Linked DNA regions of Homo sapiens: regions 1 and 3 are each linked to region 2. A link is an interaction called in ENCODE POLR2A ChIA-PET data of the cell type or tissue named here. Cell type or tissue: HepG2. All regions are shown on one strand. Each heading gives the region's core, and the rest is flanking DNA. Links, peaks and the distances in the headings are about the cores only.

Region 1 (9,692 bases), core at 2,385-7,384, 120 kb after region 2:
GCTGGTCCCACTCTGGTTATTCCCGGTTCTCGCTGCCTGTTCCGCCGACCCCCTCCATTCCGGGGGCTGATCCCCAGCCCTGGTATCGCGTGACCTCTTGCACCTGGTCTGTGATTGACTGAGAAGTTAGTTCCTAGGGCTGACATGAGTATGCAGACCCAACACTCAAATTGATGGTGCATTCCCCTGCAGCCCTGAGAGGTAAAGCAGGCTTTGGATGAGTTTAGTTTGAGCTCAAGAAAAAGAAAATCCAAGCAATGTTATTCTAGATTCACCATCACGTACTTGGATGGCCAGTCTTTCTCCCTCTTGCCACGATTAAGAGAAAAATGCCTGCATGCCGGGGGTGAGCGTGGGGTCAGCACCTGTGTGAGGCGTGACACTCCTGAGCTGGGGAAGATGCCTGAGCCCAGGAACATTCCAGACAAAAGATGAACTTCGGCTCATCAGCAGCGCTTCTAGCAGCCAAACGATAACAGGCATCGTAAACTCCAGAAACGTTTGCTCCCCACGAAAATCGATAGCAACTCCGTAATCAACACTGCGATGAGCCGCGCCCTAGTTAAAACTGGCCCAGGGTGTGTTCATTTGCTAATTCCCAGACTCCAGAAAGAAGCCTTGATTTTCGGAGGTTGCAGTGAGCCAAGATCGCACCACTGCACTCCAGCCTGGCAACAGAGCAAGACTCTGTCTCAAAAAAAAAAAAAAAAAAAAAAAAAGCCTTGATTTTGGCCACGGCGGAGGCAGGGCCACCTTGGCTGCTCCAAGGATACCTCTATGAACAGGAGCTTCCATCTGCAGATGCTACCCCACGCACGCTCATGTCTGGGAGTCTCTGGAGCTGGGGATGTCTTGACCGATCCAAATGCCCCTCAACCTGGTCTTGCTCCCCAACCCACCCACCAAACTCCACCCCGGCCTTGAGGGCAAACTGCACACTTTCTCCAGGCCCCTTTGGATGCAAAGTGCCCTCACATCAGGCTTCAGCTTTGGAAACCACAAGCCCAGGAATCACAGATGGATGTGGGGAAAGATCCAGAACCAAGCCTGCATCCACTGCAGTGCTGGGAATGGGGATGCTGGTCCTCGCCCCACTGCACGCTGGAGACAGTCAGGGGCCCTGCAGAGCACCCATGCCCAGTCCGCCCCAGAGTCTCACGTTGGGGTGTGGGCTGGGCCTAAGTGCCCTGGGATGGGGAGCAGGCCCTCCCCTGCATGGTAGCTGGTGCATGAGGCCTGCTGGGCAGGGCCATGAAACACACCCAGCACCAGCACCATTGGTTGGCAGGGGCCCCGCAGGTTCCACCTCCTGAAGCCGACCACAGGCCGAAGGAGAGGCTTCCTGGAGGGAAGAAAGGCGGGGTAGTTGGCAACAGGCTGCGAGCCCCCACTCCTCATGGCGGAGGGAGGGAGAGAGACCTTCCTCAGCAAAAAAGAGGAAGTCCCAGCACCCAGGCCTGCTGGAGCCTCAGCTTGTTCTTCCAGCTCAGAACGCTGGAAAATACATCTCAGGGCCAGCAGCTGGGGCACCGCTCCCTCCCAGGGGAATTACATCTGTCGTCACCAGCTCCTCACTGGGGGAGGCTGGGCTGGGTGGGTGGGAGGGAACCCACGTGGGCAGCCCTCTGGCTGGTTATTTGCTTTGTCAGGGGGTGGGACCTGAGCTCAAGGTCACGGCACCTGTGGCGGAGGCTGGCCCTGCAAACGCACCTGCAACAGCCCCTCCTTCCCCTTGGGCCTCCCTCACCTCACTTCCTGCCAGCACGGGGCCTGCAGACCTCTGCTGGGGAGCAGTGGACGCCCTCCAGGGTCTAGGGAGCAGATAAGACGCGAGACTACTTCATGAAGTTTACTGTATCCCCATCTAAATTTGTGGCTTTTCCTGCACAGATTTCTCCATACCCAGCAAACTCTGAGGATGGCTCCAAGGTTCTGGGCCTCAGGATGGGAGTGAATTCTCCATGAGGAAATTGTATATGTGTGTGGACATCTGTGTGCACATGTGTTTTGCATGCACGACCTGTGTTTGTGTGTACATGTGCCTAGACACGCATGCATGTCACTGTTTGCACACATGTGCGTCTGTGCATGTGTATGTGTGTGCATGCGTGTACATGGGGGCATCCATGTGTGTCCCACATGCCCAGGGTGGACATTTCAGGGCCGGGCAGGCATTGAGGGGAGAAGGGGGAAATGCAAGAGGCTGCCCCTGCCTCTGCTCTCCAAGCAAGCGCAGTGCATGACGTTCATTGGAAGCCAGACTTCTCTGTGACTGCTGGCCCGACCAGCAATGCTTTATTTTGACTAAAGAACATGCAGTGCTTAGAGAGTCGGTGCAGGCCGGACAAAGAGTCTCCCCAGTGAGGCCAGCTGCAAGCGCCTGTCATTTGTGCAAACACAGCAAATCCAAGCAGCTTTTGCATCTTCTGGAAAAAAGTCCCACGTACATGATCCGGTTTGATTGTCTCTGTTACGCTGAACCGGAGGCTCAGAGAGGCTCATGACTTTAAGGCCACACAGCAGGCAACTGAGCGCTGGAACCGGGAGGCCCAGAGTCCAGTCTTCTGCTCTCTTAGTCTAGAGACTGTTTCCCTGAAGAGCGGAGTGAGGCAGAGGCTGTGGGGCACTGCCCATCTTTGCCAGAGACCGAATGCTGAGGCTGAGTTGCACACGGTGAGGTTGCACACGTCCCAAGGCCCTAAGCCAGTGTCGGCATGGCCAGCTGAAATTCCAAGGCCCAGCCACTGGCAACCCGTCCCCCCTCTCCACCTCACTGACCACCCTGGGTTGTAAACATGACTCCTGCTCCCAGACAGGGTCTCCCTCTCTTGAGTCTGAGCATCAAGTGGCCTGATGGGATGGATTCTGAAATCACCATGTGTCAAAGGGCTGGAAGAGGCTGGCTCTGCCACTGTGGTGCACTTTCTCCCAAGGCTGGGCTAGGTTGGCCCTTTCCTCCCTGGGCAGCTTATCTCAAAGAGACCAAGGCGAGGAGCTTCCCCATGCAGACTGTAGCAGCACCCTTGGAGGAGGCGAGCAGATGCACGAGCCCTGCACCCTGGGCTGCCTCCCTGTTTGGGTTCCTGTTTGCCAGGCCCCTGCACACCTGTCATCCAGGGAGCTTCTCCCAGTGACACCCAGGAACTGCCAGAGAATGGGGAGAGAGACCAAATGGTGTCCTTTCAAGAAAGGGCCCCTCTAGACCATCCCCAAAGTCAGCCTTCCGTTGCATTTCAGGCCAAGGAGAACCACAGCAGCCTGGGGGTACGGCAAGACTCGAGGCCAGGTGGGCCGGCTGCTCCTGTGGCCCCTGCACCTGCAAGCAGGTCTTGGCTTTCTCAGCCCTGCCGACCCAATGTTGCCCCAACCTGTGCTGGTCCTGCGTGACCAGGTCCCAGGCCCACAGAGCTGTGGAAGGTGGCAGACGCGGGGAGGGCTGCAGGTAGCTCCTGGATTGGCCCTGGGCGTGAGTCTGAGCCAGGACAGACCACAGGTCCTGGGGCTGCCCTGGCCGGCTGCTATGATGCCTGTGACGTGGCCCCACGGTGTTGGGGACAGGTTTTGTGTGCATCGGCTGGGAGGCTGGGCGTGCTGTGGGGCCACAGAGATGTGTGGAGGAAGGTGCCGCAGACGGAGTGACGGCGTGGGCACGGCGAGGACAAGATGCATTCCTCCCGGCGCGTGTGGGCACGGAATGAATGTCTCTTCAAAATGAGGGCTATGTCTGGAGATGCAGGCAAACCCATTTAGATCCTCTGAGAGCCCACTCGGGGGCTTTTACTGTCTGAGGTTACGTGGTCAATGGTTTTCAGGAGAGGCTCATTATTACCTCAGCGCCAAACATCTGTGGCCAGCACCGCAGCCTCGCCATCTCCCCAGGGAGACTCCGCCGGTCTGGGTCCATGGCCTGTGCTAGCTCCGTGGATCCGGGGGACCTCATGCCTGTGGGGGAGCTGGCTTTGCTGAGATATCCTCCTCCGGCTTGCCAGAGGTGGGGAGACAGCGCCCGTGAGGTATGGGGGTTTCTCCCGAAGTCGGTGAAGCAGGGCAGGCGGGCGGTTACAGAGCCTTGAAATGCAGGGCGAGAGAGATGGCCGCTCCTGCCATGTTCAGCCCTTGCTCCTGCCATGTTCAGCCCTCACTCCTGCGGGACATTATCTGCACAGAATCTCCCGAGTGCAGAGCTGTGGCGGGGATCTGGGAGAATTTTATCGTCCTGTTCCCGAACACTGCAGACAGACCTGGGTAATTATTAACCCGGCTTCTGACTCTCTCTGTTCCCAAAGATGATACTGCCCTACCGAGGGCCTGCCAGCCCCCTGCGCTCTCCTCCCACGCTGGACCCCTTCCCCCGCCCCAGCTCCAAGGGGAAAGAATGAGAAGGCAGGTCCTCCGGGAGCTGGCACGGCAGACAATGTGTGTCTTGTGTGAGTAATTTAGCGCTGTGGCCAGTCAATCTGGTTTCTGGGCCCGCTGCCCTGACCCTCTTTAGAGCTGCTTGCTCTCGCCGACACAGTGTGAAACATTTTCTTTCACTGCGCTGACACTCCGCAGATTGAGACGTCAGCCTGGTCCAACTGCAGCAAATTAGCAATTTTTCTTTTGCTAATTGGAAATAAAAATGTTTGCCGAGGGAGCCGTTTGTCGGCATGCGGTTTTCGGTTTCTGTGCACCGTGAGGCTGTGTTGAAAATGCATCCTGAGGTACTGCCCACCCTGGGGTGCCCCTCACCACAAATCCTAAAGGCCCTCCTCGCGGCAGTGTGCAGAACACGCCTCTCCCCTGCAGCTCTCCGCTCAGCCCGGCACTGGACGCGAGGACCCCTCCTTTGGGAGAGCTGGGCCCCAGGCTGTGAACTTTCGGAAAGCCATTGGGATTGGCAGGTGGCAAAACTGTCTAGGGTGAGCTGTGAGAAAGCTCTTTGCAGGGAAGAGGGAGAACACGTCTCCAAAAATGCCAGCTGGGTTACGGGATTTCTGAGCAAGCGTGGTTCGGGTTGTCCACCTTGTCCGCTGAGCGTGCACCTGGGGGAGGAGCGTCCTGAGGCCTGGCCTCCAGGGCACATCTGATTTCAGCCACCCCTCGCTGCCAAGAGTAGAAAAGACCCCAGCTCGTGGGTAGAAGGTGGCAGAGGCACCTGCCAGTGTGGATAAGGGGAGGAAGCATCTTCTGCTAATTGGAACAAAGAAAGAAAGAGCCAGAAGGAAGGCAGAGAACATCCCTTTCTAAGGAAGGGCCTTGAGATCAGGTGTAGCCATTCAAAACTTGGTGAAGAGACAGGCCCCACCGATGCCCACCTGTGCGGGCGGGCACATCTGTGTGCACGTGTGCGTATGTGTGCCTTGGAGTGGGTGGGTGTGCCCAAGTGTGTCATGGCCTGTTCCCGCACACCGAGGTGGCCCCGGCTGCCCCCTGGGGATACCTGGGGAAGCTGGGGCTGCTGGCCAGCACCTAACGGGTTACTGCCCTCCCCCCTTCTCCGATAAAGCATTTGACAGCCATGCCTAATAATTCTTTCTGCTGGGTTTTTTCTTGATGTCTTTATGTGAATATGAAGCCGGAATGAAAGGCTTTGGGGGACCCCCATGAGAGAGGAGAAGTACGAACCAGAGAGGAAGAAAGAGCCCTGCGGCTCCCTGCCGAGAGCCAGGCACCTCCTCTGGCCGTCACGCCAGGCTGCAGAGGCCCTTTGTAAGTGCAGGCGACTCTTCTTCACTTGGCCACGACAATAGTGTTTTGTGGCGAGGGATGGGATGGGGGCGGCAGCGAGGGGCTCGCCCCAGGGCCTGCAGATGTTGGATGAGGGGTGATTTATTGCTCCGGTGTCCTCCTGCATTTGGCTACCTTCCCAGACCCCAACATCGGTGACAGAGGAGGGAGGGCCGGCAAGAGGGGGAAGAGGCCGGTGGCAGCAGTCCAAGGGGGCACCCCAAAACCTCGTGTGGGGAGCAGAGTTGGGAGTGAGCGAGGTAGCATGCAGGCGGCATCCCGAATACTTCTAGGGGGAAGAGCGCGCGTCCCAGCCAGCCCAAAATGAAACTCGCAGGGCCTCAAGGAAAACTGGGCTGAGTTTCTCAAGAGCTCTCCCGTGTTGAAAAAAAAGATCTACCGGGATGCACGGCACGGGGACCTGGCCCCAGGAAGAGCAGGGCCGTGAGTGAAAACGCTGCTTCTGGACAGCGTGCACTCAGCCACAGTGGCTGGGAGAACCCCTCACCCTCGCCGTAGACTTAGGCCAGCGCACTCAGCATGGCTGCCAAGCTCGACAGAGGCCAGTTTATGCTCCCAGGCACTCTTGAGATCCACTTTCATCTGGAATAAGGAGCAGAAAGGAGCGGTTTTCCTCTTGAGTTCTGACCTGGCCCAAACCAGAGAAGCCATAAATCCAACCAGGAGGGCTGTTCCCATGAGATCCCTGCTCCCATTCCAGACCAAATAAGCCGAGAAGAGCTGGGGGGCAGCCCAGCAGCTGCTGCAGCGTCTTCTGAACTGACAGCCTGCAAGCTGCCGTGCGCCCACTGCTGTGGCCGCCCCATCCCCAGCGCTAACCCAGGCTAAGGAGCTGGACGCCAGCCGCCCAGGAATGGATTCTGGGTCACTTCCAGGGAAGAGAAATCACTGCCGATCAACTCACACACGGGCGAATGCCCGTTTCACGGTGAAAGGTGTGTGAGGAGAAGGCCACCCGGGGCTTTTTATCCTGTTTGGGAATGAGCTTTGGTCACGGAGCCCTGGAGGAAAACACCACACAGAAAGCGTGCTTCTATCCACACAGAGGGTGCCGTTTCCCCTGCTGCCCTGCAACATTTGGACATGGAACAGTGCTAGGCTACGAGTTAATTCACAGAGGAACTGCCGCAATCCCAGTGGGTGGCTTCAGGCTGTCAGAGACAGTGGTGGCCCAGGGAGGGACCAGGAGCCTGGGAGGCTGAGGAAGACAGAGGTGCGGACAGTGGGCACCTGAACTCTATGGCAGTCACGGATGACTGGCTACAGGAACCTGTCCCCTCCAGTTCCATGCTGATGGCCACAGCCACAGCCCCGCCCTCTGCAATATCAAGAATGGTTTCAGCATCTCCAGTCTCAGGCATGGGCCTAGACTCTCTGATTTCGTGAGGCCAACCACAGCCTCCGGACAGTGTGGCTCCTGACTCCTGCCCCAGGTTTGGGGAGACTCTGGGATGCCCAGCTCCAGCCTGCTAGGATGCCCACCTCAGCCTTCTATGGCAGGTCATTGAGTGTGCCCAGCTGTGATGTGACAACTAGGCCTGGTTCGGCGGGGGACAGCCACCGGGGGCATCTGAAACCCACCAACCCACCAGACCTGGGTGGGGATGTGTCTGGGTGTGTCTCCCCACGCAGGCCATATTGGGGAAGGCTCTTGGATTCTCCTTCCCTGGTGGGCTCAGGGGCCTGCAGGAGCATGCATGCTCTGTGGGTCTCCTCTCTGTGGAGGCCCCTCTGGCTTCCCAGCCCCGTGGCATGGATGTCACTGGAGTGACAGCACTGTGACAACCCACTGTACTTTCTGCGGGTTGGACGCTTCTTGAACATGGCTGGTTCAGCATCTCGGGGGCCTGGACACTGCCTCGTCAGCACAAATCTCTCCCCAGCTCCTTGCTGGGATATGTGGAAACATTTTTCCCATGGAAAGAGAGTGTGGCCTTTGTCAGGGGGCCACGGCCAGCCCGAATTACAGTAAAGATTAATCCCAAACAAGAGACAGAGACAGAGACAAAGAGCATCATACACTTGGGTTTTCAATGGATGTTTTCATAAATGTATGAATAATTTAAATTATCATTGCCGAGTATTTATTCGAGTGTTTCAGGGGGAAAAATGCCTCCTCTTTTTTCTCCCTTGATTCTTTTCATTTTTGCCTCATCTCTTTTATGTGCTGCATAGGCTGTTTTCTTGCCATCTGAATCGGCCCCGGGAACAATGGGATGTATGAGGCTGAGGAGCCGGGGAAGAATGCGCCCCTTGTTGCCGACGCCGCGCCTTGACATTGATTAATGAGGGTGCGGACACGGGCAGAATTTGTGAGAGCTGAGGGGAAACCAGAGGACGTGGGGGCACCCGAGGAGGAGGGCAGGGGCTGGCAGGGGAAGGCCACGGCCGTCCCTCCACGCCCAGTGGGAAAGGGCCAAGGGAGGGGTGGCCTGGAGCCACCGTGCAGAGGAGCACTGACTCGACAGGTCCCCGGAGGACAGGGCCCCTGTGGGGTTCTGGGTTGGTCCGCTCGGTGGAGGGAGGGTGGGGCTGCAGCCAGGTTGCTGGCTCTATAGGCAGGGCCCCCACCTTCCTTCCTGCACCACTCTTTTCCACCCCACACAAACCACTCTCTCCCGCCTCCACCCATGACCCTCCTGGAGGCTCTGTTCTCCTGGACCCCAATAGGCCTTGCCTGTCCCCGGGACCCATGACCCTCCTGGAGGCCCTGTTCTCCTGGACCCCGTGGGCCTTGCCTGTCCCCAGGGCCTGGCTGCACTTCCACGACATGGCTGTTTCTTCCTGACATGGTCCCAGTGGCACCTGTGGATCATCCACACAGAGGTCGGGTTCCGCTCTGTTCTGTGCCATCTGATCCTGTTTATTGAATGACAGATTCCTTAGCAGTAGGAGTGGACTTCTTGGGGATGTCCTTTTGGTTCTGATAGAATCCTCAACCCAGGCTATCCAGGAGCCCAACACTGACATCAGGACCAACAGCAGCGATGGGGAAGCAGATGGGATGGTGTCTTTGATGATGTTTGGATACGGTCCCATTGGCTGAAAAAATACCTTGATCAGCTGACCACACAATCCCCACACACAGGTCCCCACTGTCAGGTCTGCGGCATTGACCTCTAAGATCGGTGGCCCTGAAAGGAAGGTTTGGGGGACGATGCCCAGGGTATCACACCAGGGTCTCAGGCCCTGCCCAGCCAAAAGGTCTGTATTCACCACAGAAGCATCCTGGGGCCACAGCTCCCCAACGGTCAAGATCAAGCTCATTGTAACCATCTCCCCATGTGTTGGTATCTCGTCTGATGTGGAACATGTTAGCACAGGGCCAGGCACCCAACAGGGGCCCAACACACTATTCAGAATAAGAAGAATCTGTCTCTGAGGATGATACTAACTTAGCTGAAGCCATTCTTGCCCCTGCGAGATGCTATTGTGGTAATGTATCTCGGCTCACTGCAACCTCTGCCTCCTGAGCTCAAGCATTTCTCCTGCCTCAGCCTCCCAAGTAGTTGGGATTACAGGTGTGCACAACCACACCCAGCTAGTTTTTGTGTTTTTAGTAGAGACAGGGTTTTGCCACATTGGCCAGGCTGGTCTTGAACTCCCAACCTCAGGTGATCTGCCCGTCTTGGCCTCCCAAAGTGCTGGGATGACAGATGTGAGCCACCGCACCTGACCAAGGGCTTGGAGTTCTGAGGCCTGCGAGTCTGACGGTGCTATTGGGTGGACATCAGCTCTTAAAAGCCGCCATCGCCCTGGGTCGCCTAGCAGCATTTGAACTGAGAAAGGCATTATTTTTGCATAGAAACAGAGTGTTAGGGTTGGAAGTTGCCCAGCGTGTCAGACCCTCCTCAGATCTAGAAGTTTCTGGTTTGTGTCCAATAGGAGAATGGAAGGAAAAGACGCCTGTCTGAAAAGGAAAACCATTTTCTCCATTAACTACTTTCTCCTCTTTTCTGGTA
Region 2 (9,692 bases), core at 1,525-6,524:
GGTCTAGAACTCCTGGCCACAAGTGATCCTCCCAGCTCAGCCTCCCAGAGCACTGGGATCACCAGCATGAGCCACCACACCCAGCCCAAGGATGGGCTTTTAACAGCAAGTTGGAGATGACAGAAGAAAGGGTGAGTGAACTTGAAAACAGATCCATAAAATTATCCAATCTAAATAATAGAAAAAATATACTGAAACCAGGCTGGGAGCGGTGGCTCACACCTGTAATCCCAGCACTTTGGGAGGCCGAGGTGGGTGGATCACAAGGTCAGGAGATTGAGACCATCCTGGCTAACATGGTGAAAGCCTGTCTCTACTAAAAATACAAAAAAATTAGCCCGGCATGGTGGTGGATGCCTGTAGTCCCAGCTACTTGGGAGGCTGAGGCAGGAGAATGGCGGAGGCGGAGAACCCGGGAGGCGGAGCTTGTAGTGAGCTGAGATTGCACCACTGCACTCCAGGCTGGGTGACAGAGCGAGACTCCATCTCAAAAAAAACAAAACAAAACAAAAACCAAAAGCTGAAACCAAAGGAAAAGAGCCTGAGCGATATGTGGGACAATATCTGATACATATGTAACTGGAGTCCCAGGAGGAGAGAAGAGCTAGGAAGTAAAGCAAAAATTAAAAAAAAAAAGTCTGAACAAAGCACTAAACCCAAAGGAAGAGATTTAAAGCATTCACCAATCAAAAGACTCAGCTAAGAAAATAAAAAGCCAGGCCACTCATTGGGGAAAAATATTTGTAATACATATAAACGACTAAGGACTTGTATCTAGGATACATAAAGATCTAAAAATCAATTGATAAAAAGACAAACAATCCAATTTAAAAATGGACAAAAGGCTTGAACGAACACTTCACAAAAGCACTTATACCCAGTGAAAATATCACAATTCATCTGGGAAATGCATACTAGATCCACAATGAGATATTCTTTCACACTCACTCAAACGGTTATAATGTAAAAGACTGACTACACTAAGTGTCGGTGAGGACCGGAGCAGCTGGAACACTCACACATTGCCGCTGGTGGAAATGCAAAATAGTACAACTTTTTGGAAAGCAATTTGTCTCATAAATGTAGACATTCATGTATCCTACTAGTGAACAATTTTACTCCTGGACAATTTATATCAAAATGAAATGAGTTGAAAACTTAAGTCCACACAATGCTTGCACATGAATACTTGTAGAAACTTTATCTGTAATAGCCCACATCTGATACAACCCAAAACGCCCATGCCTAGGACAGTGGATAGACAACCTGGGATCTATTCATACCATGCATGCTACTGCCATACAGAATAAAAGAACACGCAGCTGACAAGTGCAGTGGCATAGATAGCCCTCAGACATCCTCATGTCGAACAAAAGAAACTGGCTACAAAACAGTGCCTTATGCGTGGATGTCTTTATGCGGAGTTCAAAGACAGGTAAAATGAATCCAAGGTGATAGACATCAGAACAGCGGCTGGCCATTTGCCCTTGGGGGATATTGACTGGAAGAGACCAGGAGTGATGGAAAAGCCTTCTGTTGATTCTAGTGGTGGCTACGTGTGTCAAAGTCATCCAAGTGTGCCCTCATGGTACGTATAGGCTACCGTATATATCACACATCATACAGGCATGGGGGCTCTGAGGCCAGACTGCCTGGTTTGAGACTCACCTCTGTCACTTCCTATTCTAGCCACTGCTAACTGTGGACACTTATTTTAGCAAGCTGCCTTGCCTGCAGGCAGAGAGGTGACGTGGCAGAAGGGGCCACTGAAGTAGTGGGTGGCTTGGTTGCTCCCACCTGCCCAGAGGGCTTCTCAGGTTTGAGTTGTTAATTTTCCTCCCCTGGAACTTTCCACAAATAACTTGAAGTGTTTTGGGAGTTGGGAGAGTATTGTCTTAGGAATATGTTCATTCATTCTCCCAAGGACCTGGTATGGAACTGTGGGTTCCAAGGTTACTTCTGGGGTTCGGTGGGGAGGGTGTTGGTGGCACAGGTGAGCCACGCCGGCACGAGGCTCCCCTCTCAGAGGCCATCGTGCACCCTGGGTTTCCCTAGCTGCCTCATCCAGGCTGAGCACGGCTGGGCTGGGAAGATCACCAGCAACCTGCAACCTCAATCATGGTCTTTCCCATCCTTACATTTAAAAAGGACAGGTGCTTTTCAACTTGAGATGGGGTTACCTCCCAAGAAGCTCATCATAAATTGAAAATATTGTGAGCCAAATGAATTTAATACACCTAACCTACCCGAAGAAGACAGCCCGGACTCACCTGCCTCAGATGTCCTCGGAAATCTTACAGTCAGGCAACACCGTCTGGCCACACAGTGCGCTGCAGAGCGCGGGCGGTTCACCCTCATGACTGTGTGGCTGGCCTGGGAGCGGCAGCTGCTGCTGTTGCCCCACACAGCAAGAGGGTGTTGGGCCACAAATTGATAGCTGGGAAAATATCAAAACTCAAAACCCGACGTATGTTTTCTATTGAATTATTATGATCACTTCTCCACCGTCGTAAAGCCAAACATTCCTAAGTTGAGCGATCGTAAGTTAGGGACCCTCTGTGTGTGTGCGCACGCGTGTGTGTGTGTGTTCTGACATCCTGGTTTCTTCCTCTTTGTCTGTGCTTCACGGCGGGTCTCGCTAGCCAGGCTGGCCGGACACTGATCTCCATCTGCCAGACCACCCCGATTCTTCCATTCAGGAGCTGCTTAGGAAGCATGGGGCAAAGTCGCCAGGTTGCCCCCCTTGCTTCCCCTCTGGATGGGAAGCTCTCTAAGGCAGCAGCTGCAACCACAAGGCCCAGGGCCTGCAGCCTCTGAAGGAGGACAGGTGAGCCCTGGTCACTCCCTCTGAGACCTACCCTTGCCAACGGGGATGGAAACCTGGCTGGGGTAAGACAGCCGCCATCTGCCACACCCACCAGGCGACAGTCACTTCTCGAGAGCTTTGCACTCTGGAGCTTGCTCAGCTCTGCTACATCCTCTGTGGCCTGGATGGCTCACCCATCATAGCCCAGGAGAAACGAGGGCTCAGAGGGGGAGAAACGAGGGCTCAGAGGGGGAGAAACGAGGGCTCAGGGGGCAGCAACTTGGCCAAGGAGCGTGCGGGGTTGGACACATCCCCCTCCCTAGCCTGGAGCCTTCAGCTGCCACACAGCCCGAGGGAAGGTGCGCTGGGGTCAGCTCACGGGGGCCATGCTCCCCTTCCTCCAGGGAGGACTCCAGCCAGCTCTGTCCTGCTGCAGCACGGCCCCCAATGCCAGCTTCACCTCTGTCCTCCAGTCTGGAGGTGCACAGGGCCTTCTGCCTTCAGCCACCCCATGACTTCTGCCCCACACCCTGACACCATTTTGGCTGTTAATTTCATAAAGAGGCCGTTGTTCATCTAGATGGCCTTTACAAAACACGTCCCCAGTGAGTGGAAACATTTAGTTAATAATTTAACACTGTGCTGGCTGCTGAATTTTCAGGCCCCCAAATAAGATCGATGGAGCTAACAATTGGCTTATTGAGTGTCCCGGCTCTATTTCCTGAAGACACAGACACGCGTAGAAGGGACAGACTCAGAGTGGGGGAGGGAGCCCTGTGCAGGGGGAAAAACGTAGATGGTATTGATGCAAGTTGTCAAAAATAATTGTTTTATTTTCCCTCGGAATGTTCCAGACATCCCCAGATGCACTGATCCATGGCGCTGGCTCTCCGGGAGCGGGTGTTTGGTATTTATGGCGTTTTGCAGCACCTCTGAGATGGGGATCAGGTAAACGCTCCTGCCTCACACTGGTGCCATCTGTCCCCAAATTGTTTCAGGAACGGGGTGAAGGGAGGGAGAGGCCACCACCTGTACCTCCCTCCGAGGGGCAATGGTGGCTTGGAGGGTGGGCTCGTGGGGTCTGCTTGGGGATTTAGGGGGTACAGTGTGCAAAGGGCCCAGGTAAGGACTCGGCTACCACAGCAGAGGATCCCCCGAGGCAGACCCAGACCTGGAAGCCCCCACCTGTGTTTTACCCAAAGGAAATAGGGTCACACTTTACCCATGAAGCTACTTGACAGCAGATTCCAGAGGATGGACCTGCAAACCTGGGCAGCGAATCCGTCCATACGCAGCAGAGATCGCCTGCCATTGACGGAGCATCAGACAGAAATTTCACGCGGGTCCCAGGGAGAGGAGGAGGCACGCTCGGGGGATGGCACACCTGTTCCCCCCAGCCCCACTTGCCTGGTGGCCCTTCCAACCTCAGCTGCTGCACAGAACCGCATCTTCCTATGGGACTGAGCTGGGCTGCCCTAGCACCGGCCCTGGCCAGAGTGGATTCTTCCTCCCTTTGAGTGACAGGGGCTCTCTGAGGATTCCAGCAGCTGGGGAAGGGAATGGTGAGGCAGGTGAGGGGGGAGTTTAGCCCCGTCTCCCACAGTTCTGAGGGAGGCTGAGGCAGATGGGGTAACTGAGCTCTGCACACCCCCCACCACACACACAATGCAGCCAGGGGTCCGCAGTAGGACTGTCACCTTCACGAGCAAGGTGGGAGGTGTGAGCGAGACCAAGGCAATGGTCGCTCCGCAGCCTCCTCCCACGCTCCTTCCCACCTCACTGCCTGAATCGCTCGGTGGGCAACAAAGCTTTGTTGCTCTTGAAATCCCAGCCTAAGTAGCACTTCCTCCAGGAAGCCCCTGTGGATTCACTGGGTAGGGGTCATGCCCTTTCCGCTCTGCTCTGAGCACTTTCTAGGGTCCTACTGACCACCCAGGATGGTTGCCACTCATCCACCCATCCCTCTGTTCCTGCTTCCGGGCACGGATGCGCGGAGGCCCACCCTGTGCCTCACCCTGGGCAAGGGCCAGGGATACCGAGACAAGCAGGACGTCTGTCTTTGATGGTACTGTGGTGGGTGGGTGAGCTGTCTCCCTCGGGGGCAGTATCCCACAAAACGTGGTTCGGCTTTCAGCAGCTGGAGGTGAGGGTGGCCAGGAAGCTGCCCTCCAGAAGGAGAGAGCAGGAGATGCCTCTGAGCACCCGGAAAGGCGGGACATGGGGAGGCCAGAGAGGGGAGTGCACGGAAGCTCCCCATCGATCGCCTTGAAGCTGCAACTCTCCCCAGACAGCAGCAGGGCTCCAAACTGCCTCTCCTTGGCCTGAATGGCAGCTGCTGGGGTGCCTGTCACTGTCACAACGGGCTTCTTCCTGCTTGCTGGGCTCTGGGGAGCTCAGCACAGCCGCACAGAAAAGGGCAGAAATGGTCCACTGCCATCAGACAGCCCTTTCTCTGCTGGCCTGTCCTCATGGGCTCGGCCTGCTGCAGTCAGCTCCAAAGAAAACAGGACGGTGGCATGTGTGTCCACAGTGTGTCCTGCCCAGAGAGGACCCTGGCCTGGCCTGTGCTCAGACACTTTCTGTCCTGGCTGCCTCTGGGGCTCCAGGAGGGCATGGTAGCCACAAGCCCCTGGGTTCCAGGAGCTTCCCCAGCCAGCCAAGCAGCCCTCATGGCGTGGGACCCTGAGTGGTGGAGCCCGGGTTATCAGGCCGGAGGTGGAGGGGCTGAGCACCCAGAGGCCAAGCCCTGGTGAGATACTCATCAACTGGCCACCCTGGGCAGTCAGACAGAAGAGGCGGCTTTCCCCGGGCACCCCGTCCCCACTTGGAAAGGAGCCTCTGAAATGAGGAAGTCGGGTTGGAAGCCAGGAGGGCACCTTGGCCCTAGCTTCTTGGTTCACTGCTCAGATAACTGAAGGGTAAACAGAGCACTTGCTCCCTGGACAGTGTGTTTGTGATAAGCCTAGAGGCCAAATGTCCTGGGGCCTCGAATTGGGCCCCAGAGGAGCAAGGGAACATCTGTTCCCCACGGGGCTTCTCATCTGAGGCCACAGGAGCCCCTGGCAGGACCACGGAAGCCCTGGCATCTGGGAGGCTTGGGGCCCAGTATGCCCCCTTCTCCTGCCTTGCGAGGGTCCTTGCAACTTCCCAAAGAGAATTCGGCTGCGCCTGTTTCTCTGGAAGGATGAGAATGGAATAAATGACAGCTGAGGCTAGAGCTTCATGAAGCTAGATGTTCATGTGTGTGCACACGTGTGTGCATGCACACGTGTCTGTGTGAATGTGTGTGCATGTCTATATGTGTGCACATGTGTCTGTGTGTATTCATTTGTGTGCATGTGTTTTTGTGTACTATGTTCACACATGTGCGTGCCAGTGTGTGGGCATATGTGTGTACATGTGTCTGTGTGCATATCTATGTGTACACAAGTGCCCATGTGTGTGTCCGTGCATGTGGGCCTGTGCGTGTGACTTTTGTTTCTTTTCCCTCCATCTTTTGTTCCAGCACCAATGCTCAGTGTCATGCTCCAGGTCACCAGGGCGAGGGGTGGAAATGCCGGTCAGCCAGGAACTCTATCGTGTGCTCTCTGGGGATCCCCAACCAGAGAGACCAAATGGAAAACCGCACAGCATCACACCAAGGGAAAGCCAGCCAGCCTGGGGCAGAGATGGTTGCATGGTGTGTGCCCGCAGCCCCTGTTGGGGGCTGGCCCCGCAGTGGCCAAGCAGCCTTCCTCTGCACCTGGTGGGTCTCCCCCAGCTCCCACCCCAAGGGCCTCTAGCTCAAAGGTCCCTGATGATGGTCCCCTTGATGATGTCTTGGTGACCTGGCATGGCCCCTACTCTAACCCACAAGATCCCAGCTTTAGAAATCAAGCACCTCCTAAGAACCCTGCTAAACCTGTTCTCCCAGAAAAGAGAGTGGCCACAGCCTCAGGAGCAGCAGTTGGGTGCCTTCGATGGAGGAAGCGGTGGGGATGCTCAGAGCACTGGGGAGAAGAATGTGCCAGCTCTCAGGTGGGGCCTTTCTCTCCTGTCTCCTGAATTAGAATTCACAGTGGGATTCACAGATACACATGCACACAGACTCACACCAACACACATGTGCGTGTATGCATTCACACACAGAGACTCACACCAACACACATGTGGATGCATGCACTCACAGATGTACACAGATTCACACCAACACATATGTGCATGCATGCATTCACACAGAGGCTCACACCAACACTCATGTGGATGCATGCGCTCACACACGCACACAGATTCACACCAACAGATGTGCATGAATGTGCACACACAGACTCACTCCAACACACATGTGCATGCATGCATGCACACACAGATTCACACCAACACATATGTGCATGCATGTGCTCACAGACTCACACCAACACATGTGCATACAAGCATTCACACACAGACTCACACCAACACACATGTGGATGCATGCACTCACACATGCACATATATTCAGACCAACACAATGTGTGTGAATGTTCATGCACACACAGACTCACTCCAACACACATGTGCATGCATGCATTCACACACAGATTCACACCAACACACATGTGCATGCAGGCATTCACACACAGATTCACACCAACACACATGTGCATGCATGTGCTCACAGATTCACAAAAACACATATGTGTGTGAATGTGCACACATACACACACTCACTCCAACACACATGTGCATGCATGCACTCACAGACTCACACCAACACAGATGTGCATGCATGCACTCAGACTCACACCAACACACATGTGCATGCATGCACTCACACACAGATTCACACCAACATACAAGTGCATGAATACGCTCAGTCTCACACCAACACACATGTGTATGTATGTGCACACACACAGGCTCACTCCAACACACATGTGCATGCAAACACACATGCACAGACACACCAACACACATGTGCATGCATTTGCTTACAAATATGCACACACACCCCTCCACATGCACACACACATGTGCATGTACACACATGTGCATGTACACAAACAGCCACAGACACACACGTGCTCATACACAGAGATAAACATGCCTACACCTACACACAGACTCCAACATACATATATACGCACGTGCACACATGCGCACATAAGATACACACACCGATACATATGCATGTCCCCCGCTATCTTGGCAGGTCAGTAAGCCTGAATGCAGGGGCTGGGCCTAGCAGTCAGACCCCACACCCTCTCTCCCTTCATCTTCACTGTTCTCAGGCACAGCTGTGGAGATTGGGGTTCTGCACATCAGCGTCAGCGATACTCTGGGCAGGCTGTCGAGACGTCACAGCCTCCTCTGTGGGGCTGCCTGACAGATCCACGACTGACTTCAGGGAGCGGAGTTCACAGTAAGGAGGTTCTGAGGACCAGAGAGAGCGAGCAGGGCTGGGCTGGTCATGGAGACCAGTCTGAGCTCTCCCACACTTCAGTGCAGGAGCATGGGGCACTTGGCCCCCGGGCCTCCTGTGAACCTGGGCAGAGGTGGCTGGGGTGCCAGGGGAGGTGTGGGCAGCTGGGCTCTGTGGACTCCTGAGTCCTCCTTGCCCCTGCCAGGCCAGCACCTTCCACCAGGATGCCAGAAAGAACGGGGAAGAAGGCTGGATTTTGAAAGAAGTAGGTGTTTTTCTTTGGAAAGTTTATTTGCAGATTTATGTCCAAGGGTGTGTGTGTGTGTGTGTGTGTGTGTGTGTGTGTGTGTGTTTTAACCTCAGCCAAAGGTTAGATTTCAGATATCCTCCAATGCTCTGTTTGAAGCCTTGTTTGTTTGTTTGGATTGGCCAGTCAAAAGTTAAAAGAAATAAACTCTGCTCCCTTTAGAATCCTGTTGAGCACGCTTTCGGACATGCGACGTGCTAACGCGACCGGGCTAAGGACGTGTTCTCTACGGACGCCCTGAGGGGAGGAACTGTTCCCCATCCTCCAAGGGCTTCCATGTCCTGCTATTTCCAGGCCGGCCCCAGCCCTCAGTCAATAACGTTCTTTCATTCACTTTCCCAAGCGGAAGGCTGTGAAAAGTCTCCTTTGAAGTGCCTTCCTCGGTGTGGTGATCTGGCTTCCCTTTGCACCCAGACACCAGCTCCCCAAACACGCTTCCTCTCAGGCCTCAGAGCAGGACGCTGGGGCTGTGCAGGGCAGCTGGAATTCGCACGCTGGGCTCCTTCCAGGCAGGGACAGGGGCCTTGAAGCGAGTTCTCTCAGGGCGCCCACCCTCCTGAAGCCACAGGGGGGAACCTGGTCTCCCTGCCACCCCGTCCTCTCTGGCTGTGCCCTTGACATGGCGGGGCTGGCGCTGGGGACTCTGGCTCTGAGCCTATGGGGTCATGTTGCTGCTGTTCGTACAGGCACATCCTATGGGGTTGGACGCGTGGATGGCCCTCCGCGGAAGGCGCAGGCCATTGCTGATCCTAGTTGGCGACCTCAGGGGCCTTGTTTCCTCATCTATAAAGTGGATTAAAAATGCCTGCAGTGCAGGATGGCTGTTGGAGTGAAATGAGCTGAGTGAGGGTGAGTGTTCGTTTGCTCTGTTCCCGGCGAGCACTTGGCGATGATGATTGATGGGCAGAGCTGAGATCCGTGAGAAGGACGTGGGTGAACCTGGAGGTGGTGGAGGCCACAGTGGTGGCTTTGTGGAGCAGAGCCCCGTGGTCTCTAGGAAGCCCTGGGCTGGGCTGGTCTCCTCCACTGGGCACAGCCTCTGCAAGGCAGGCATTGTGGCCATTGTAGGTGTCAAGGGCTGGTTCCCTGTCCCGCTTTCCTCCCCACAAGAGGAGTTGATGGCGGCCAGCCAGGAACCTCAGAGACCCTGTGGGAGCCAGAATTTGAGGACCTGGTCCTCAGCCATGCTTCACTTCAGA
Region 3 (9,580 bases), core at 4,415-9,414, 130 kb before region 2:
TCCCGGGAGCCCACTTACGCGGAGTCCGAGGAGAGCAGGAGCTGCTCCTGGCGGCCCTCGCTGTTGCGAAGCAGGGTCACCTGGAAGGGGTGGGGCACGGAGGAGCTACGGTTGCCGCCCCCGGGCAGAGGGAGCTCAGACGGCTCTATCTTCTCCACCTGGATGTGGTTCATCTGGGCGTAGTCCTGGACCATGTAGCTCTCCTCGCTGTGGAGACACGGGCAGTCGGTGGGACGGTCCCACCCAGCTCCTACCCAGTGCTGCTGGGCTCCCGTCCAGGTCCCACCCGGCTCCCCTGCAGTGGTGGGGAGGCAGCCACGGACGGGCTCCAAGAGTTCCCGCGTCCCACAGAACAGAGGCCATGGCTTTCGAGTCCTCCTCGTGGCTATCACCGGCAGACCCAGGTCTGCAGAGGAGGTCAGAGGCTGCACAGCGAGCGCCACCTGCCCCCGAGTGTCACGTAGAGCATGTGCCGAGTGGAAGCCGCGCCTCGGCTCTGAGGTCAGAGGGGCTCAGGGCCAACTCCCTGTACCCTCCTGCCCCAGGGCCAGCGGTCCAGTGTCCATGGAGTGGGGCTCCCCACACCCTCCTGCCCTAAGGCCACCTCTTCTTCTTGGTCACAACCAGGACATCGTTGAACAGGAAAAGGTAGCACGTTGGCCGGCTGGCAATTTTTCGAAAAAGTCCGGTTTCTTCCACTAAGAACAGCTCTCCGCGCTTCAGCAGCCACCGGGAGGCAGAGATCAGTGGGAGGGACTGGGGGGACAGAGCCGGGAGGCGGAGATCAGTGCGAGGGACTGGGGGGGACAGAGCCGGGGTGAGCAGGTCCCCAGGGGGTCAAGGACGCATAGCACCAGGTGGGACTGACTCCTGCCTCTGGACTGGGTGACCAGCTGGCTGCCCTCAGTCGGGGCTGGACAGAGGAAAGGGGCACAATGTGTCCGGGCCTCAAATCGAGGTGCGCCAGGCCGGACCAGACCCTGCCCGATAGCCCAGGGCTGGGTGACCACTGAACATTTCACCCAAGCCAGGACTCGAAGGCCAGTGCTGGGGAAGCCTCCACACACACCTCACCCCTCCGTGGCAATTACGCAGACGCTGGGCCTCCTAGGCACAAGGACCTGCTCAGCCCCGAGGGAGGGTTGGCAGGGGCAGGCCCACCCGTGATGGCCACGCTCCACGTCTGGGGCCTTTCCTGGCTCCTGAGCCACAGAACATCCTCCCTGCTGCCTGGTGCTGAGTTGCTGGAGTCAGTGGGGGGCAGAAGGATGGCAAAGGCCAGAGGGTGGGCAGTGTGGGGGTGATGGGGTGGGTAGTGTGGGGGTGACGGGGATGGGTGTCGCAGTAGGGGGTGGCAGTACAGGGTGGGGGGGAGGGCAGAGTGGGAATGAGGAGCCTGCCCACCAGCTCCCGCTCCTCAGCGACTGTTGACACCTCCTCACCTGCTCCCTGTGGGCCCCGGCTTCCCCACCTGTGCCCACTACAGACTCAGAGCCCCCGGCACCTCCCGCTCCCGGCCTCTGCCACCACCCTCCCTCCTGGATGGGCCTGTTCTCCCCACCCCCACACCCGTTTCCAAGACCAACTTCAAGACCATGTGGGGGTGAGAGCCCCACTCAGGGGTGGACCAGGCCTGGGAGGGGGTCCTTGCTCTGGCAGGGGCAGGCGTTACACCCCAGACTCGAGAGGATCAGGGAGACAAGCGTGAGGGCTGCACGGGTGTGGGCTCAGCGACAGCGGCGCGAAGTCACCGCCCTGACGCCTGCCCCAGGCAGCCCGCCCTGACCCACCCCGGGAGCCCCCTCCCCCAGCTGGGACCCCGCACCCTTACTTGGTTGTCCGTGGCCCTGAGTGAGGGTGGCTGGTGGCCTGTCACCCACTTCTTGCTCCACCCTGAAGGACACCCCCTGGATGGGGCACCAGGACAGGAGACCCACCTGGGCCCGCCTTAGGGGAGGGGCCCTGGGCTGTCCCAGGACAACAGAGGATGCGGCCAGTGTGTGGGATCGTGGGTGGGGGGCTCTGGAGGGAGAGGTATGAGCCCTGCCCGTTTGTGGCAGGGACTAGGGCTGCCCGGGCCTGGGCTGGAAATATTTCACCCTACCCAGAATCCAAGCCTCACTGGGAAACATGGAATCTGGGCTGGCCCTGAAATCACCCTGTCCCCTCCGCTCTGTCCTCAGGCCCTGCCCAGCCCCTGAGGGGCCAGCAAGGAGCGCTGGCCCCAGGCAAGTGCACTGACAGGGCCACTCCTGTTGCCCCCTGGGCTTGGTCACTCAGGGCCTAGGGTCTACCCTTTGCCGGTGCAGTCCTGGGGATGGGGCAAGGGCCACAGAGGCCCACCCAGTGGGATTAGGGGAGGGGTCCACAAGGGGCGCTCCCAGATCGGGAGACTGAGGCCTGGAGAGACCAGAGCCACCAGCCCTAGGAGGCCCAGCCCCCAGGCCTCATGAGGGCAGGCACCCACTCTCCAGCCCTCAGGCTCAGGGGTGTGACCTCACACGCAGGCCAGCAGGGAGGGCTGAGTGGGAAGTGGTCCGAGTGGCCCTGATGTCCGGGGCCACCTACCTTGACCTTGCTGAAGTCCAGCTGTGTGTGCAGCGTGTACATCTGCTCCATGCGCTCCATCCTGTGGGCCCCCTCGTTGCACTGCCTCACCAGCTGCAGGGCATGGTTCCCGTGTGAGAGGCTGGTGCTACAGGGCCCTGGCACAGCCCACACGGCCCACAGTGTGCCCAGGACACCTGCCCAGCCAGCCTCTGGCTGCCCACAGTGCCTGCCCTGGACCAGCCGTGCCACGGGCTCATCAACTGTGTGAGAGCTCCACTGGCTCTAGGCCTCAGTTTCCCTGTCAGCACTGTGAAAGGCTTGGGATGGATAATCTGGGAACCTCTGGGCCTCAGTTTCCCTGTCAGCGCTGTGAAAGGCCTGGGATGGATAATCTGGGAACCTCTGGGCCTCAGTTTCCCTGTCAGCGCTGTGAAAGGCCTGGGATGGATAATCTGGGAACCTCTGGGCCTCAGTTTCCCTGTCAGCGCTGTGAAAGGCCTGGGATGGATAATCTGGGAACCTCTGGGCCTCAGTTTCCCTGTCAGCGCTGTGAAAGGCCTGGGATGGATAATCTGGGAACCTCTGGGCCTCAGTTTCCCTGTCAGCGCTGTGAAAGGCCTGGGATGGATAATCTGGGAACCTCTGGGCCTCAGTTTCCCTGTCAGCGCTGTGAAAGGCCTGGGATGGATAATCTGGGAACCTCTGGGCCTCAGTTTCCCTGTCAGCGCCGTGAAAGGCCTGGGATGGATAATCTGGGAACCTCTGGGCCTCAGTTTCCCTGTCAGCGCCGTGAAAGGCCTGGGATGGATAATCTGGGAACCTCTGGGCCTCAGTTTCCCTGTCAGCGCCGTGAAAGGCCTGGGATGGATAATCTGGGAACCTCTGGGCCTCAGTTTCCCTGTCAGCGCCGTGAAAGGCCTGGGATGGATAATCTGGGAACCTCTGGGCCTCAGTTTCCCTGTCAGCGCCGTGAAAGGCCTGGGATGGATAATCTGGGAACCTCTGGGCCTCAGTTTCCCTGTCAGCGCTGTGAAAGGCTTGGGATGGATAATCTGGGAACCTCTGGGCCTCAGTTTCCCTGTCAGCGCTGTGAAAGGCTTGGGATGGATAATCTGGGAACCTCTGGGCCTCAGTTTCCCTGTCAGCGCTGTGAAAGGCTTGGGATGGATAATCTGAGAACACTCGCTGCCCTGGAAGGTAGGGGAAGCCAGCCCTATGCCATCGGGTAGGGTGGGGTTGGGTGGGGACAGGGTCGGGGTACAGGACTCGGGTAGGGCTGGGGCCAGGCCCCATCTTACCTTGCTGATGGCCTTCAGTGCACGGCTGGCAGCCTTGTACCTTTCGGAGTGGCCCTGGGTCTTGAGGCAGAGCGTCTGGATGGACAACAGACATGGGACAGAAAGTCCCCTCTGGCATCCCAGGTGTGGAGGCTCCCACCAACGCCAGACCCCGTGTGGGGCTGCAGGGTGGTCAACAGCTGCCCCCAGGGGGCTCCTGCAGGGCCCCACAGCACGTACAGCCCCTGAACGGCCTCTGCACCACCTGGAGCTCTGCCAGGTCAGGCCAGGTTGAGTGGGAACAGGAGCTAGCACCCCTGCCTGGAACCCTTCCCTTCCCATCCTCGGCCATCTCCATCCAACTTGGGGAATCGTCAGTGGAGGCCCCCTGGCAGCCCCATTTCTGCACATCCCTGGGGCCCCCAGGAGTTTGAGGTTCTGTTTGGCTTGGGCAACCCTGCCATGTGTAGCCTCAGGAAGCTTAGCTCAGTCCTGCCATGTGCGGGGCTGTGTGTATGGGCAGCATGCACATGTGTGAATATGCCTGTGCACCATGTGCATGCATGTGTGTGCATCCACGTGTATGTGTGTGCACCGGGTGCATGTGTGTGCAGTGCCTGTGTGTGCATGTATGCAAACGTGTGCATTGTGTGCACATGTGCATGCATCGGTGCAATGCAGTGTGTGCAAGTGTGCATGCATGTGTGTACTGGCGTGCATCCATACATATGCATTGTGTGCACATGGGCACATACGTGCCTGAGTGCGTGTACACTGTATATACATGTGTGCGTGTGTGTGTACACCTTTCACCCTCATATACCCTCTGCCCTGTGGGCTGGCATCCCACACACACAGCCCATGCTGGTGAGCCTCTCTGAGCCCCTCTCTGCGTCCACAGAACAGGGAGAGTAGGTGCCAGGGACAGGGCTACCACGTCTAGGAGGACTGGTGGGGTGGGGGCTGGGAGGAGGCTCAGCAGGGCTCTGGGTGATGCCAGTTCCAACTCGTCAGTGTGCCTGAACCTCATGAACCATTGAGTAAGTGAACACAAATCCGCCAAGGGCTGGAACAGTTCCCGGCACAGTGAGCTCTGTGGGTGGCGGCGACCACAAAGTTATCCTGGTTAATAAAGCCATCTTAGGATCGTAACTATTACAATATCATAGGCCAAGCCTGGAGGAGAAGGTCACAAGCACGTAATGCTCCATCCGGGGCAGGGCTCTGGCCGTGGGACCCCAGGATGGTATGCCCGGCCCCACCCTCAGGCCGTGGACTTACATCCATCAGGAGGGGCAGCCGGGTCACCCGCTGCATGGGGAGGATCAGGAAGGAGAGCATGGGCAGGCCCCCGCACGCCGGCCGCCTCTCAATCTCTCTCAGGGCCTCTCGGAAGGCGGCGTTGCTGCTTCTGCAAGAGGACAAGGCTGTCCTTCCAGGCTCTGCATGGCCAGCCTGTACCAAAATCAGGCAGGACCTGCAGAAGCTGGGCTGGGAGCAGGAATGTGCTTTGGGAGACCAGGGTGCAGGATGCTCCTGAGCCACCCTGCGGGCCTCGGGGCCGCCCACTCACATCAGCTTCTGCAGCGTGCGCTGTTGGTAGACCTCGTTGGAGCAGTAGGCGATGTAGGGGTGGAAGTGCTTCTCAGCGTGCTCCTCCAGGATGTCACTGATGTCCTCGACCAGCACCTGGGCCTTGTGCCGCTGCTCCAGGTCCTCGAAGAACCTGAAGGCAAGGAGGGGTGAGGAGGGTGCCACGGGCCTGGTGGTCGGGCCCCACGTGTGCACACACAGACATGCATCTGCATGCACACTCACACATACATGGACGTGGCAGGAGCTGAGCTCAGCTCCCAGAGGCAGCACACAGCAAGCACTTGGGGCGGGACCCGGACCTGGGATGCTGGACAGCAGGGAGGGCGGGTGGGAAGTGGTCAGAGGCCTGGGGCTCCTTACAGAGCCCCCTGCCACGATCCCACGCACTGGTGCCGTCCCTCTGTTGTCCAGGGGCAGCCCCAGGGACTGTCCCCAAAGGCGGGCCCATTTGGACCTCCTGTCCTGGTGCCCTGTCCAGTTGGTGCCCTTCGCCCTTCAAGCTCCTTCCAGCTAAAACGACTGGGCCTCCACACAGGCCCGGGCCCCCGCTGCCGCACCAGCTTGCCCCTGGGAAGAAACTCAAGGACGGAGACTCAGGGGACAGGCACAAGAGCAAAGAGGGGCGATGCCTGGGGCCACCCCTTCCAAGGATGAGTCCCAAATCCGAGGCAGCTCTGCTGGTCAAGCTCCCAGCTGGGTTCATGAACTGTTTACTTTCACTAGGTCCCCCACCCCGTTCTGAGGGAACAGTCAAGGCCGGGGGGGGGCCAGCTGTGGGCTCTTGGCAGACTCCCTGGAAGGGGCTACCAGCCCCTCACCTCCCCATGACCCAGGCCTTGGTCCAGGGTGATCAGGATGAAGGGAGTTAACACTTGGTCAGAGCTAGGCCAGGGCTGCCAGGATTCTGCCCCCATGGGCGGCCACGGCCACCAAGGCTGGGCTTGGCTGGACCCACGATGGTCACCTGCTGTGTGAGGCGGTGGCTGGAGCCTCGTCCATCCTGCAGACCCTCAGAGCACCCAACCCGAGACCACATCCGTGTCTCCAGGCCGCCGCCACAGGAGGTCCTCCCAGCCCAAGAGCTCTGTCCTTCGGAGGACTCCCTTACCCAGCGTGGAGGTGGGCGGGAGTCCCTCCTCCTCTGCTCACGGGGCCCGACTGGGCCTGCCACCCACGCAGGAGCCACGCTTCCTGCAGGGAGAGTGTCCTGACAGCTGCTTGCCCTTGAGAATCCCCAGCAGATGGAGCTGCAGTCCCCGTGGACGAGGACCCAGCAGGTCATGGGAGGCCTCGGTTGCTGGATGAGCAGGGCCACGACATGCGTACGTGCCCAGGCCGGCCAGGCCGGTCAGCAGCTCATATGGGTGACTGCAGGTTCTGAGAAAGGTCTGGGAGAGCCGCCCACCAGCCGCTTACCCCAAATAGCGATGATTCCCCAGACAGTTCACTGTGAATGCCAGGAGCTGTCGGGGGCCCAGCTGGGGGAGGAGGCCGGAGCTTCCCGCCCCAGGGCAGCAATCTAAAGCCCTGAGGAGGTCAGAGGCAAACATGCAGCTGCCTGAGGCAGAGGGGACCGGAGGACACAGAGCTCAGAGAACACAAAGCCTGCCTGGCTGGGGGCAGAGCTGGGGGAGGGGCAGCCGCTATCCCAGACCCCTCCCCCTCCCCCAGCCCCATCCCATGCTGAGTCAGAGGTTGGGAGTTTCCCATAGCTGGTCCCTGGAGCTCTACAGGAAGCCCCTGTCTCCAGGGACAAGGCGGCTCCCTGCCCACCCTCAGGGCCCCAAAGTTCCGCAAGGGCACCCCACAGGCAGCAGATGGGTGGGACTCGCCAGGGGCGGGGCTGATATAAGAATGCGCCAGCAACCACCACTGTTGGGGCAGCCCTGTGCCAGGCACTACAGGCCCCTAATCATCTCCCAGCGCCACCCAAGCCCACGAGGGGACCAGAGGCACCGCCCCTCAGGTTAGCATTGAGGCTGAGGCTCAGGAGACTCGATGCTCCGGGGTCCTCCTGCATATAGGGAGCAGCACAGGGTCGAGACCACACATACCCCTGCCCAGGCACACACACCCACGCACACACACCCCTGCCCAGGCACACACACCCACGCACACACACCCCTGCCCATGCACACATACCTGTCCATGCACACACACATCCCTGCCCACGCACACACACCCCTGGCCAGGTACACACACCCACGCACACCCCTGCCCACGCACACACACCCCTGGCCAGGCACACACACCCACGCACACCCCTGCCCATGCACACACACCCCTGCCCACACACATACCCCTGGCCAGGCACACACACCCACGCACATACACCCCTGCCCACGCACACACACCTGTCCACGCACACACACCCCTGCCCACACACACATCCATGCACATACACCCATGCATACACACCAGGGTGCCGGATGCTCCCGAGCCACCCTCCGGGCCTTGGGGCCAGCCCACTCACACACACCCCTGACCACGCACACACAGCCATGCACAGACACCCTTGCCCACGCACACACACCTACTCACATACATCCCTGACCACGCAGATACACAGACATCCCTGCCCACGCACACACACCCACTCACACACACCTGACCGAAAACACAGCCACTCACACACACCCCTACCCACTCACACATAACCCTGACCACGCATACACACCCCTGCCCACGCACACACATCCCTGCCTGTGCACACACCCGTCCATGCACACACATCCATGCACACACCCGCGCACACACAACCATGCATACACACCCCTGCCCCACACCCATGCACACACACTGCTGCCCAGGCACACAAACCCATGCACACCTACACACACACATACCTGCCCACGCACACACAACCCTGTCCACACACACCCGTGCAGACACACCCGTGCAGACACCCCTGCCCATGCATACACACCCTTGCCCATGCATACACACCCCTGCCCCCACACACCCATGCATACACACCAGGGTGCTGGATGCTCCCGAGCCACCCTCCAGGCCTCGGGGCCAGCCCACTCACACACACCACTGACCATGCACACACAGCCATGCACAGACACCCCACCCCACACACACACCCACGCACACACACCCCACCCCACCCCACGCACATACCCCCGTGCATGGCTGCAGCTGCATGTCCAGCCTCTCTACCTCCAGGCCCTGCAACCAGAGCTCAGGTCCAGCCACCAGACACCTTTGGGTGGAACATGACCCAGAGCTGCAACTCGAGGCTTCCTGCCTACAGGTGAGCAGCTTGTGGCCACCACTGCCTGGATCATGCAGCCCTCTGTGCCTGGACGTCCTGGTGGGGTGGTGCTTGGCAGTGGGGCAGGGTTGTACCCCTGGGAAGTGCTCCACGTCTTAAGAACGACCAGGATGCCACAGCCCCAGTGCTTAGCCCGGCCCTGGGGCCAGCTCTTGGTGGCCTCAAGGACCCTCAGAGGTCATCACACTCCGCGGGAGCCAGCAGCTGCTCTAAACCATCCACATCAAGGTGCAGCGCAGGCTCCCAGGGGCCTGCTGATGACAGTGCGGTGCCCACGGGGGGAGGCACCTTCCTGGCAGAGGACCCTGTGTGGAAGGCTGTGGCGTGGCCTCACCTCTGACTGGCACCCAGGACATCCAGGATGTTGGAGAAGAGGTGGTGGTGCTCCATCTGGGTCACGGTCGCCCGCAGCTCCTTGGACTGCAGGAACTCCTCCACCAGGATGCTCAGGCTGTGCTGGTAGGAGAACTCCGACGTGAGGATCTCGAACATGGCCTGTGGAGAGGGGCCTAGGTGAGCCCCACAGTGACGCTGGACACGGGCGTGCCTCGGTGACCAATGCTTGGAACAGGAGGACGTGACCCGGGTGGCAGGGGCAGGTGGGGACAGGAACCCCAGACACACCCCTGGATGGGGCTGTCAGAATGGCCAGCTTGGAGATGCCAGCCCGACGTCCCTGGATGCCCCTGGCTGGGTGCCTTATGAGCCGGCTGAAGCTGGGCAACGACCCCCGTCCTTGTCAGAGAAGGGGGTGATGGCAGCCCCTGGACTCCGAGGATTCACCCGGTGACGTGAAGGGGCTCCGTCAGGGCCTGGCGCAGGTGGAAGCACAGCCCGGGGCTGTGTGAGGCGCTGGTCAGCGTGACAGGGCCTGGCA

The links. Peaks named below come from ENCODE experiments on the same cell type or tissue, not always from the same donor. Only the 100,000 strongest peaks of a DNase experiment are listed, where the experiment ranks them.
Region 1: POLR2A ChIA-PET joins it to region 2 with 6 read pairs; 3 of 35 experiments call an interaction of 5 or more read pairs at or near these places.
Region 3: POLR2A ChIA-PET joins it to region 2 with 5 read pairs; 1 of 35 experiments calls an interaction of 5 or more read pairs at or near these places.

The regions. Positions count from the first base shown.
Region 1 is chr1:3,214,131-3,223,822 of GRCh38, reverse strand. The region is part of intron 2 of PRDM16 (PR/SET domain 16); the gene reads right to left. Among named protein-coding and RNA genes, the nearest start is that of MIR4251, 91 kb to the right of the region's middle. RefSeq lists enhancers at 1,167-1,709, 1,710-2,252, 3,881-4,423, 4,424-4,967, 5,789-6,557. In HepG2, for the core only: no CTCF peak of the experiment used is centred there; a DNase peak (open chromatin) is centred at 4,322; H3K4me3 peaks cover 1,120 bases.
Region 2 is chr1:3,334,449-3,344,140 of GRCh38, reverse strand. All of the region lies in intron 3 of PRDM16 (PR/SET domain 16), which reads right to left. Among named protein-coding and RNA genes, the nearest start is that of ARHGEF16, 120 kb to the left of the region's middle. RefSeq lists an enhancer at 4,376-5,191. In HepG2, for the core only: no CTCF peak of the experiment used is centred there; a DNase peak (open chromatin) is centred at 3,450.
Region 3 is chr1:3,469,051-3,478,630 of GRCh38, reverse strand. ARHGEF16 (Rho guanine nucleotide exchange factor 16) reads right to left here. Exons shown (of 15, transcript NM_014448.4): 6 at 9,038-9,198; 7 at 5,401-5,553; 8 at 5,109-5,238; 9 at 3,849-3,923; 10 at 2,569-2,661; 11 at 605-756; 12 at 19-207. Among named protein-coding and RNA genes, the nearest start is that of ARHGEF16, 19 kb to the right of the region's middle. RefSeq lists an enhancer at 6,439-7,064. In HepG2, for the core only: a CTCF peak has its summit at 6,652 (motif pointing right); a DNase peak (open chromatin) is centred at 7,020.